Regions from separate parts of the Homo sapiens genome. Here regions 1 and 2 are each linked to region 3. Evidence: chromatin contacts called from ENCODE Hi-C or POLR2A ChIA-PET data. All regions are on one chromosome and are shown on one strand. Each heading gives the region's core, a stretch centred on a gene start or an enhancer-like site at or near the end of the contact. The rest is flanking DNA. Distances are from core to core; before and after follow the strand shown. Region 1 overlaps PGBD5 (piggyBac transposable element derived 5). Region 2 overlaps COG2 (component of oligomeric golgi complex 2). Region 3 overlaps TRIM67 (tripartite motif containing 67).

What was found. Hi-C counts contacts between places; a loop is a spot of excess contacts on that map. ChIA-PET counts read pairs that join two places held with the same protein, here RNA polymerase II (POLR2A). Pooled maps may share reads with other maps.
Region 1: a pooled map shows a loop between it and region 3 (5-fold over the local background). The contact joins two enhancer-like sites. A Hi-C loop is called at or near these places in 1 of 168 maps with a recorded cell type or tissue (naive thymus-derived CD4-positive, alpha-beta T cell) and 8 of 50 pooled maps. POLR2A ChIA-PET finds 5 or more read pairs at or near these places in 1 of 52 experiments (GM12878).
Region 2: a map of IMR-90 shows a loop between it and region 3 (12-fold over the local background). The contact joins two enhancer-like sites. A Hi-C loop is called at or near these places in 3 of 168 maps with a recorded cell type or tissue (CD4-positive, alpha-beta memory T cell, IMR-90 and MCF 10A) and 10 of 50 pooled maps. POLR2A ChIA-PET finds 5 or more read pairs at or near these places in 1 of 52 experiments (WTC11).

The regions. Positions count from the first base shown.
Region 1 is chr1:230,325,498-230,329,016 of GRCh38, reverse strand. All of the region lies in intron 5 of PGBD5 (piggyBac transposable element derived 5), which reads left to right. Among named protein-coding and RNA genes, the nearest start is that of PGBD5, 99 kb to the left of the region's middle. RefSeq lists an enhancer at 1,088-1,207. Within about 2 kb of position 1,775, at least 3 of the 41 ENCODE cell types and tissues checked have a DNase peak (open chromatin) inside an H3K27ac peak, as active enhancers do.
Region 2 is chr1:230,680,117-230,683,362 of GRCh38, reverse strand. All of the region lies in intron 10 of COG2 (component of oligomeric golgi complex 2), which reads right to left. Among named protein-coding and RNA genes, the nearest start is that of AGT, 32 kb to the left of the region's middle. Within about 2 kb of position 1,567, at least 8 of the 41 ENCODE cell types and tissues checked have a DNase peak (open chromatin) inside an H3K27ac peak, as active enhancers do.
Region 3 is chr1:231,209,935-231,213,229 of GRCh38, reverse strand. The region is part of intron 8 of TRIM67 (tripartite motif containing 67); the gene reads right to left. Among named protein-coding and RNA genes, the nearest start is that of TRIM67-AS1, 24 kb to the right of the region's middle. RefSeq lists enhancers at 1,305-1,364, 1,485-1,894. Within about 2 kb of position 1,754, at least 4 of the 41 ENCODE cell types and tissues checked have a DNase peak (open chromatin) inside an H3K27ac peak, as active enhancers do.

The DNA.
Region 1 (3,519 bases), core at 526-3,025, 880 kb after region 3:
AGGCTGCAGTGAGCCAAGATCGTGACACTGCACTTCAGTCTGAGCAACAGAGTGAGACTGTCTCAAGAAAAAAAAAAAATGTTAAATGCTGTCACATGTCAAGGGATATTCCCATTGTGAACCAAACCCTTTTGCTTTTCTTTCGAAATCCACCTTGGGTCTGTCATCTTCCTCCTGGAGTCTGCCCATTTAGGATTCACATTCACTAAGACTAATGGGAAGGCAGAATGTCTGCATATGAATATGAGTCAGGTCTTGATTCATTCACTTAAATTTGCAGAAAGGTAGCAGGAATGTCAGTCAAGCCACTAACAGCCGAGGAAGGTGCTAAGACAGAACAACTGTTAGAATGGGAAGACAGGGCCATGTCGATCTTGAACATCACAGAGACAGACATGGAGAAGATAGACATGTGTGCAGATCCATATAGCTCTGAATACAGCGTCCACCACGAATCTGTGCATGACATACACGCCATTCTCAGTGATTCACTCAGTCAAGACAGTCACTATCAGATTCCCTCTTGCTAATATTGCCAATGTTAGCAATCAGAAGATGTCACAGGACAGCTGCCTTGCCTTTTTCAGCTGGGGTACTACCTCAGAATCCAAAATATCATAGGGAGAGGAGGGTGATCTGGTTTATAAACTGGGGAAATGCTCAAGGAGAGGATGCAGATCTGGTGTGGAAACAGCTCAGTTTCAAGCTGAAACCCCCATGTTAAATTTAAAATTATGAAAAAGAATGGGAAAGAAATGAAGAGTTAAAGAAGGTCTCCCATGTCCCGTGGTGAGGTAGATTGGGACAGTGACAGTCCAGGAGCCTCTGCTCTTATTGGGCTGAAATCAGGAGGTGAAAAGCTGCAAGGTCGGTGGCTATGGGGACGGGTCTATGGGAAACCCCGAGATCTTCGGAGAGCGGCCATGACTCACCGGAGACACTAATGACTCAGAGCGGGGCATCCTGAGTTCCGGGAAAAGAACTAAGGGGATTTGCATTTCTTTATAGGGATGGTCTCACCTGCTCACATCCAAGTGGAACCCTACAGAGGCCAGAGCCTCCTGTGACCCAGAGAAGGTTGTCATTGGAGGTCAGGCAAATCAAAACATAGCTGGAGATGGGAGACCTGCACGGGCCACATGCTGTGGCCCCAAGTGTGACAAGGGGTTACTCCTACTCGGTCTTGGAGGCAGAGGCAGCTGAGATAAGGGGCCGGGGACAGGAATCCTCAGGAGGGGCGTTGGAGAGAGACGGCAGTCCTTGGGCACTGCAGGCCCGCACGCCCTCCCTGGCGCCTGGTGCGCTGAGCCCTGGAGAACGCCCCCTCTGCAGGCTCCCGACAGCAGAACATCTCTCAGGAGGAGGGGCTCCATAAGCAAGTGAAGGAGGCCATAGTCTTCCGGCCAGGAGGAAGCTCCAGTGTGGGGGCCGCCATGGTTTTCTGGCCCTTGGATAGCTTTAGGAAACTCATTGCCAGGGCCCCTTCCCCGGTCCTGCGTCTCTAGGGCAGGCCTTGGCAGCTCAATTTCCCACAAGCTGGCCAGTGTTTCTTCCATGCGAAATGCTGCTGTTTCTGAGGAAAGAAGGAAAGAGTCCGGCTCAGTGTATGTAAGCAGATCTGCGCGACCCTGGTCTCCTCAGCCACGGTCCCTCAGTGAGAGTTGTGGGGGTGGGAGGGGGCTGGCCCCAGATGAAGCTCCTGTGGACCTGCAAAGGACATGCCCGTTTGACTTTGACCTTGTCCATTTAAGTATTGCTGAAATTTCACAATCCTGTGAGCCAATGCCTTAAAAAAAAAAATACAGAAAAATGGCACTGTGCCCATAGTCCCTTGCTGCTGTGAGGGAAGGCCAGTTCAAGGAAACAGTAGGTCAACTCCAGCCACTCTCGAATGGCCGCGGCTGTTAGGAAGAAGGCGTCCGTCTCATCTTCCGTGTTGTCTGCGGTGGGTGGCGCATAGGGCAGGCCTGGGAAGCCAGAATGACCAGCAGTGGCTTGGCAGCGGGGCAAGGAGGGCTCATGGGTCTCCGTGTGCTTCTCAGGCCCTGCTGGTAGGATTTGTTCATCTTGCCATGACCTTTGCGGTGCCCCTGGGATGCATTCCCAGTTGTACTTAGTAGAGGAAAAGGTGTTTGAGGGTGTAGGGCCCCCAAAGTTCGAGGAGGCATGAAAGGACGGAGCTGGGGGATGGGAGGGTTGAAAAGGACAACCTCCTCCTTCTTCTGAGCCTCTAATTCCTTTTGGCTGCGCGTGGAGGCTCGCACATGTAATCCCAGAGTTTTGGGAGGCCCAGGTAGAGGATCACATAAGGCCAGGAGTTTGAGACCAGCCTAGGCAACATGGTGAGACCTAGGCAACATGGTGAGTCTCTGTTTTAAAAAATTGTTTTAATTAGCTGGGCATGGTGGCATGTACCTGTGATCCCAGCTCCTTGGGTGGCTGAGGTGGGAGTATCCCTTGAGCCCAGGAATTTTAGGCTGCAGTGAGCTATGATCATGACACTGCACTTCAGCCTGAGTGACAGAGCAAGACCTCATATCTAAAAAAATAATGATAATAATTCCACCCTTTTGCTTTTTTATTTTTTATTTCATTTTGAGATGGAGTTTCGCTCTTGTCACCCAGGCTGGAATACAATGGCAGCGATCTCAGCAAACCGCAACCTCGGCCTCCCAGTTTCAAGTGATTCTCCTGCCTCAGGCTCCTGAGTAGCTGGAATTACAGGCGCCTGCCACCGTGCCCAGCTAACTTTTGTATTTTTAGTAGAGATGGGGTTTTGCCATGTTGGCCAGGCTAATCTCAAACTACTGACCTCAGGTGATCCCCCCGCCTTGGCCTCCCAAAGTGCTGGGGTTACAGGCGTGAGCCACCGTGCGCAGCCTCCTTTTGCTTTTTTAAATTGACAAACAATAATTACACATTTTCACGGGGCACATAGTGATGTTCTGCTACATATAATGTATGGAGATCAGATCAGGGTAATTAGCATATCCATCATCTCACACACTTATCGGGGGATTTATTAAAGGATGCAAAACCACAGCCTAGATGGGAGGAGTGAGGTCTAGTGCTCTGTGCGGGGTGACTCTGCAGTCACCCTGTGTGGGGTGACGAGTTGCCGACACCCCTTGGCTTTGATGAAGGCAGGTGGAAAGGGCTCCATGGTGCTGTCTGACCTCAGCCACCACCTCTTCTTCCTAGCATCCCTCACCCAGCCTGGCAGAAGGGGGAGGGAGGGAGGAGTGAGCCCTGTCTCCGCTTTCACTCTTTCAAGGCCCAGTCGGATGCAGCACCCTTCCCCATGCTGCTTAGAGCCCCTTCAGGCCTGCCAGGATCCTAGAGGCCTGTAAACCCCATGACTTGGGGTGCTGTGTCTGGGCCAGCGCATACCATGGCACTCACCTGACTGATGCTTTCCTCAATCCCTCTGAAGCACCTGGTGGTTGGTGCTGATTGTTCTTCTTCAACTCTTCCCTCCCCTCCTCCTCCTCTGCTCATTATTAAGTTGGGAGCAGCTAA
Region 2 (3,246 bases), core at 318-2,817, 530 kb after region 3:
TGTTATTTGCAGCTGGTCTGAATCATAACTTACCCCATGTTTCTCAAATTAAACAAACTGCCAGTTAAGTCTCCATCAAGAAGTTGTTGCTGGTGAGCAGCACCTGATTATGATCCTCTATTCACTTCAAGGCCATAAAACTTTGGTTCCTCCAACCCATCTATCTTAACACCATCACAGGAAGGTAAACGTCCCCAAGCTAAGAAAGCTGCATTCTGTACCTGTGTTGGCAGCTTGAGAAAAATCACAGGAAGTGGCCAGTTAAAACTAGAACTCACTGCTTGGTGCTCTTCTAATCTGTGACCCTCTCCCACGTCCATGGTACTTGCCCTTCGGGTTCTACGGCTGTCTGTACCAGCGCTTCCTAGATGTGCGTTCTTTTTTCCCTGATGACAGCTGGCTCACCTGGCACCTCAGCTCATCCTGTCACAGACTTCTGTTCTAATAATGGATATGGACATGTTTTTATGACTTTGTGAAAGGCAAATGTGTTATATAGTTTTTTTAAGCTAGCTGCTTTTGCAGGCATTGTTTTCTAACTATATAACTCTTGCAATTTCATATATCTCTTTACTAGCATGCTCTTTTGTCACCTGCTAATTGCCTTACTAGTAATGAATTCTGATGCATGCTCAATATCAATTTATCCAACTGATATTAAATTATTTTTTATAGTACATAATGTGCTTTTACAAAGCGGTTCACAGACTGAGCTAAAGGCAACTGTCTGAAGAGTAAAAAGAACAGCTTGAGACAAAAAGCAGCAGCCCTACCCAACACAGCTGAGCACTGAAGACACTAAGGCTATCCTGTACCATTGTAGCTGGCTGGTTTCCAGTAGCTGTCCCGTCTGCCCCATGGAAGGAAAGGAACTCTAATTGCCCAGTGAAGCTTACAAAAGGCTAGTCTTTTCAAGCTGCAGTTGAGAGGTACAGAAGGAACAAGTGACAGATGGAAAAGTGGGATAAGAGAGCACTGGAAACTAGCCCAGGAACAGCAGTAAGAGGAGGCAGTGACACTGAGCACGGGAACAAGGGAGATGGGATTGCTCTGCACCTGGGAGAGCAAACCAGCACCTAGAGCTCAATCTCAGACCCCCAAGTCCTGCCTTTTTTCAAAATCTAAACAAAATATAGGAAGTTAGCCCTGATACAGAAAAGGCCTGATAGCTGGCACAGCACTGTTTATATCAGGGAAAAACTGGAAGCAACCTAAATGGCCAAAAGAAGGAATATGCTTATGGAACCTGAGATATATTCAATGGACTAGTATGCAGTATTAATGTGGAAGCTTGATGCTATTTTCCAATAAGGAAAAATAGGTATAATTTAGTACTATCCAAAGACATGGGACACAAAGTTTTATGTATATTTATGATAATTCTGAAAAGCATAGAAATGAAAAAGGACCAAAGAAATGCAGCAGAGCCTTGATCCCTGCACTTCACAGAGACGTTCTGCCTGTCTGTGAGCAGGGACAGTGATACATGATTACAACTGCCTGAGTCACTTGGCCTAGGTGTGCTCCCCAGCCAGGGGACCAGCCCCTCACACAGCTCTGCTGTGCAGTCACTTCCAGGAATGAAGCAACAGATCATATTTCTTCTTGGAAAATGGCCAAAAGTGAGAGGGAACCTCTGCTGAAATCTGAAAAGCCATGCTGTGGTTTTCATGTGCACATCGAATGTCATTCTACTCTCAACAGGATCCATGTAAGAAGGGCAACCCCAAATACAAACATTTCTAAATTCTTAAATATAGGCCTGGGGAAGGTCTCTAGACATATTCCTCCACGAACATCACAGGTCTACAATAATACTTAAATAAAAATAACAATGGCGATAATAATAGTGATGCCTATTGTTTTTTTTCTCTGAAGTATTGGAAACATCATTAAGTGCACCCGTCTCTTGTGGATACACATGTCTGAGAGGAGTGCAGGAACAGGAAAGGGCTACTTGCACCTTAATACTACTATGTAGATTCCACATCATAAGACTGTGTTCAGCATATACTATGTAATACAGTATATACATGTGAATGTACTATAAAGATTTCAATTTTAAAAAGAACAGCAAACTGAAATTTAGGCTTTAGCATTTAAAGAGCTAACACCTGCAGTTTCCAGGCAGCCACTGACTCATTATAATTTGGGGCTGTTTTGATCACATCTGCATTTAATTTCTTCCTATGAGATACTAAGTCCTCATCTACTTTCCAATATGCCTGTAGGTGCAAATGAAATGTAGACACAGTGGGGTCTCAGGAAGAGTGAGAGGATACAAAATGTGTTCACAAGAATTGTGGTGGTGGCTGGGGTGGGGAGGTGGCCTTTTTCCTGAAGGTGATTGGGATGTGGGTATATAGTCAGATCCAGGAGCAGAAAACTATTACTGAGAGTAATATTTCTTCTTAGGAAATGTCCAACCATCACACCCCACTGTCTTTAGGTTTACTTCAAATGACCTTGAAATGAATCTGATGACAATGCAACTCTGACCCTAATCATGTTTGCGGAACTTTTTGTCATCCTTCAGAGCAAACAACTCAACACCTGATAAAAATCAATAGAAAAGTTCTACAAAGTCTTAATGGAATTTACTTTTTAGATGGAAAAACAAATGTACTAAAGACAAGTTCTACACTTCCGTAACTCAAACGTGTTTTTTTAAAATTTCATGAATTTTAAATAAAAGAGGTTTTTTAAAAAAGGCTAATCAGCTCCTTTGAAGGCTTAAGGCTGAAATCTGGTGAAGGTAAAAAAGACTTTCAGGGAACTGGCTGAGTTTCAATGTAGTTTAAGGTCCAATTACCAGCTTTGAGAGAAACTGAAATGGAAGGGAGATGCAGCTGAAGCCAAGCTGGGCCGTCACCAAGGGGCCCAGCCTGGCAGAGCCAAGAGCATGGGCTGAAATAGCCCATGGGAGCTCCAGGAGGTGCAGGGGTGGGATGGAAGAGTGAGGTGATGCTGCATGGGTCCCAGGGTCTGAGGAAAAGGACCAGGAAAGTTTGGAGGCAGGAAGCAGAGGAGTATGTTTGTGAGGTGACAGCATTAGATAACTAAAGCAATCTAACTCCAAACCTGGACGACAAAAAGAGATGGGGAAATGTAAACATTATTTCTACATAGCAGTATCATTTTATAAAATGATGCTTTGCTATTTTAAATCCTGCTCACAAATCAAAAAGGTTTCTTGCCCTGGCTTGATGTTGATTATCATATACCAACTATTTCCAGTGCATCCCA
Region 3 (3,295 bases), core at 505-3,004:
TTGATGAGAAGGTCCCATTTGAAACTGTGGAGCATGGAGAATGGGTAAGAAAGGCACCTTTTCCTGCCAAAGAAAATAACTGACTTGGCGCCCTTTTCTGTTTTAGGCAAGTGAGGATGCTGAGGTCGATGAAGATGTGGACATCCAGGCCTTCAGGAAATTTTGAAAGGCCCCTACTCAACATTGGCTCATCTTCCCAGAAACATCCTAGGGTCCCTCAAAAAGCAGCGTATGGCAGGCAGAAGGGTGCTGAAGTTGAAATCAAGTCCTCTGTCGCAGTCATTATCCCTCAGGTGACCAATAGCGGAACGTTGAGAATGTCCATTGTGCTCTTGATCAGTGTTGGCAACGTCGTACTTTGTAGGTGGTAAGAATTCACATCCACTCGGTGGAAGTGAATCTATAATAAAAGTAAGGAACATGCTCCCAAGGGGGGGCTTGGCTGACCACATCTTCTCCCATGGGCCGAATCCTGCAGACTCTCCTTCCCTTCCTTGAGGTGGTTTTTTGTTTTAGAGTGGCTGTTTCTCCCTGTGGCCCAGGCAGTGGTGCAATCATGGCTCACCGTTGCCTGGAACCCCTGGGCTCAACGGATCCTCCCACCTCAGCCTCCCGAATAGCTGGGACTGAAACGCCTAACCTTTTTACTCTAACTTGTTACTTTGAATTTTGTCCTGCTTGTCTCTTTAATCACCTAGCCTTGCTTCTCATGTAAATAAGACTCTCTCTAGCTGGGAAGGCTGGACAAACTCCAATTGACCTTTTAATTTACAAGACACTAAAGGCTCCTCACCTAACCCCCTTCCGTAAGGAGTTGGCCTGGGTAAACAGATCCTCAGCATTTCAAAAGAGCCCAATTAACTGATAAGGTACTAACACCAACAATGTATGAAGTTCTTAGGATTTTTCTCTAAGAGATAACAACATAAAACCTTGAGTTCGTGTCCGGCATAGACCTTATATCTAATTATAATGAAAGATTTAGAACCTTGCACCTGGTACCGTTGCTCTTCTTGTAACTATTTGTCTTTCAAGTTGTTTATCTCTCTGTAACTATTTTGCTTCTTTTGATTCTTGCATGTTTTTACTTCTGTAGAATTATTACATTTGAGTCCCCCTCCCCTTCCTAAACCTAAGTATAAAAGTTAATCGAGCTCGTTACTCGTGGCCGAGAGAATTTTGAGCATTAGCTGTCTCTTTGGCCACCGGCTTAATAAAGGACTCTTAATTCGTCTCAAAGTGTAGCGTTTCCTTAACTCGCCTAGGTACAACAGGACTACAGGCACACACCATGCCCGGCTAATTTTTAAATTATTTTATAGAGACGAGGGCCTCACTATGTTGCCCATGCTGGTCTTGGACTCCTGGGCTCAAGGGATCCTCCTGCCTCAGCCTCCTGAGTAGCTGAGACCACAGGCTTGAGCCACCGCGCCCGCTCAGGGCTGAGGTCTTAGCCTTAACCTTAGCAGCGCCACTCTGCTAAGAAAACCATGTTTGTCCTTCCAGATTGATAATGAGTTGATCTGCTGGACGCTGCTGGTAGGGCAGAGGGAAGGTGAGCAGCGAGGATTCACGACAGGAAGTCCCGAGGAGGACTTGGTGGGCGGCCCAGACAGGTGTTTCCGGAGAAGGCAGGGTTTCCCCCGAGGGTGCCCGGGGCGGGATCCGGCAGGTGGGAGAAGGAAACTAAAACCGCACTGTTGATGCTATTTGGACACCGACCACCGGGTGGCGGTAGTGACCCATGGGAGGTGCAGGAATGAGTCCAACCTAAGCAAAGCCTCAGGCCCCCAGTCAGCTCTGGGGTCCAACTTCCCGGCTGCCTCGGCTTCCTCCCAGATAGCGCTTACCCTACCCGATCCACATCCGAGGGTGGGAGGACATGCAGACAGGGGCAGGTTCTCTCTACCTTCTCATGGCCTCACTTCCCTTCTGCTTTTCTTACTGAGGTGGCACCAAGGGGCTGTCAAAGACAGCAAAGGCCCAAGAAGTGCTCCGCAGCCCTTGGGAGGGGTGTGGTGGCCAATGGCCAGGAGAGCTGGGGAGTCTGCACCACACAAACCAAGGCTGGGGTCCTGGGCTCAACCCTGACAGTATCAACTAGCCGCGTGACCCGAGCCGTTGTCTGACCTTCCTAAGCCCAGGCTTTTTAATATATATATTAAACAAACAAACAAAATATATATATATATATATATTTTTTTTTTTTGGTAGAGAGGAGGGTCTCACTATATTGCCCAGGCTGGTCTTGAACTCCTGGGCACAAGCGATCCTCCTGCCTCGGCCTCCCAAGTAGCTGAAACTACAGGTACACAGCACCATGCCTGGCTAATTTTTAAAATTACTATTATTTACAGAGACAGGGTCTCACTAAGTTGCCCAGGCTGGTCTCAAACACCTGGGCTCAAGCAATCCTTCTGCCTCGGCCTCCTTAAGTGCTGGGATTGCAGGTGCAAGCCACCATTCCAGCCTAAGCCCCAGTTTTATAATCTGTAAAATGGCAACAATAATAGTACCTTTGCAAGGATTAAATGAGCTCAGATACATCGAGTGCTTCCTACAGCATTGAGCACAAGTAAGGGTTTGATAAATGCTTCTTGTTATCACTCCTGCCAGCAAACAGGGTATCTGGGTGCCAGTTTGGTTTAAGCAAGCAGAGACGGAGCTGATGGGCCTGGACTTGGCCCCTCTGTGGGTGGGAGGGAGAGTGGCCAGCCTGCAGTGTCCGGGCAGAGGCACAGAGCTGCCCGCCTCTTCCCCAGGACTCAGGAGAGAAGGGGCCCTGCCTACAAGCAAAGAGGCAAGCAGATGGGGTCCTGAGGGCCCTCAGGCAAGTCCCTGGCCCAGATTAGACGTGGCTTCCCTGAGAAAGAAGAAGCTGGTCCTTCCTCTGCGGGAAGGTGCCCCAGGGGCTGTTATAGGAGCTGCAGGTGGGCCCAGAGCACTGAGAGCCTCCGGGTCAATTTTGCCTGGGGCTGGGGCCCAGCGAAGTCAAGGTCAGCTCTTGAAGTTCCTCACCCCTTCCTGCTGGGGAGATGGCCCTTAGCAGACCAGGAGCAAGGCTCCATAGCAAGGAGGTGGCTTCAGGTGGCTGCAACTTGCAACTCTCCATTTCTGGCCTTGGGGATTCTTCACCCCCACGTCCATCCCCACATGCTGGCCAGGTGTGAGCACAAAATCCCTGGGAGAGGAGAAAGAGTACAGAGCTATGGTGCAGGGGTGTTGGGGGGGCACTGCCTTCTTTGTGTCTGAGGAGAGAGACCAAGGCACCCTAGAGAAGCCCAGGCCTCAGGGG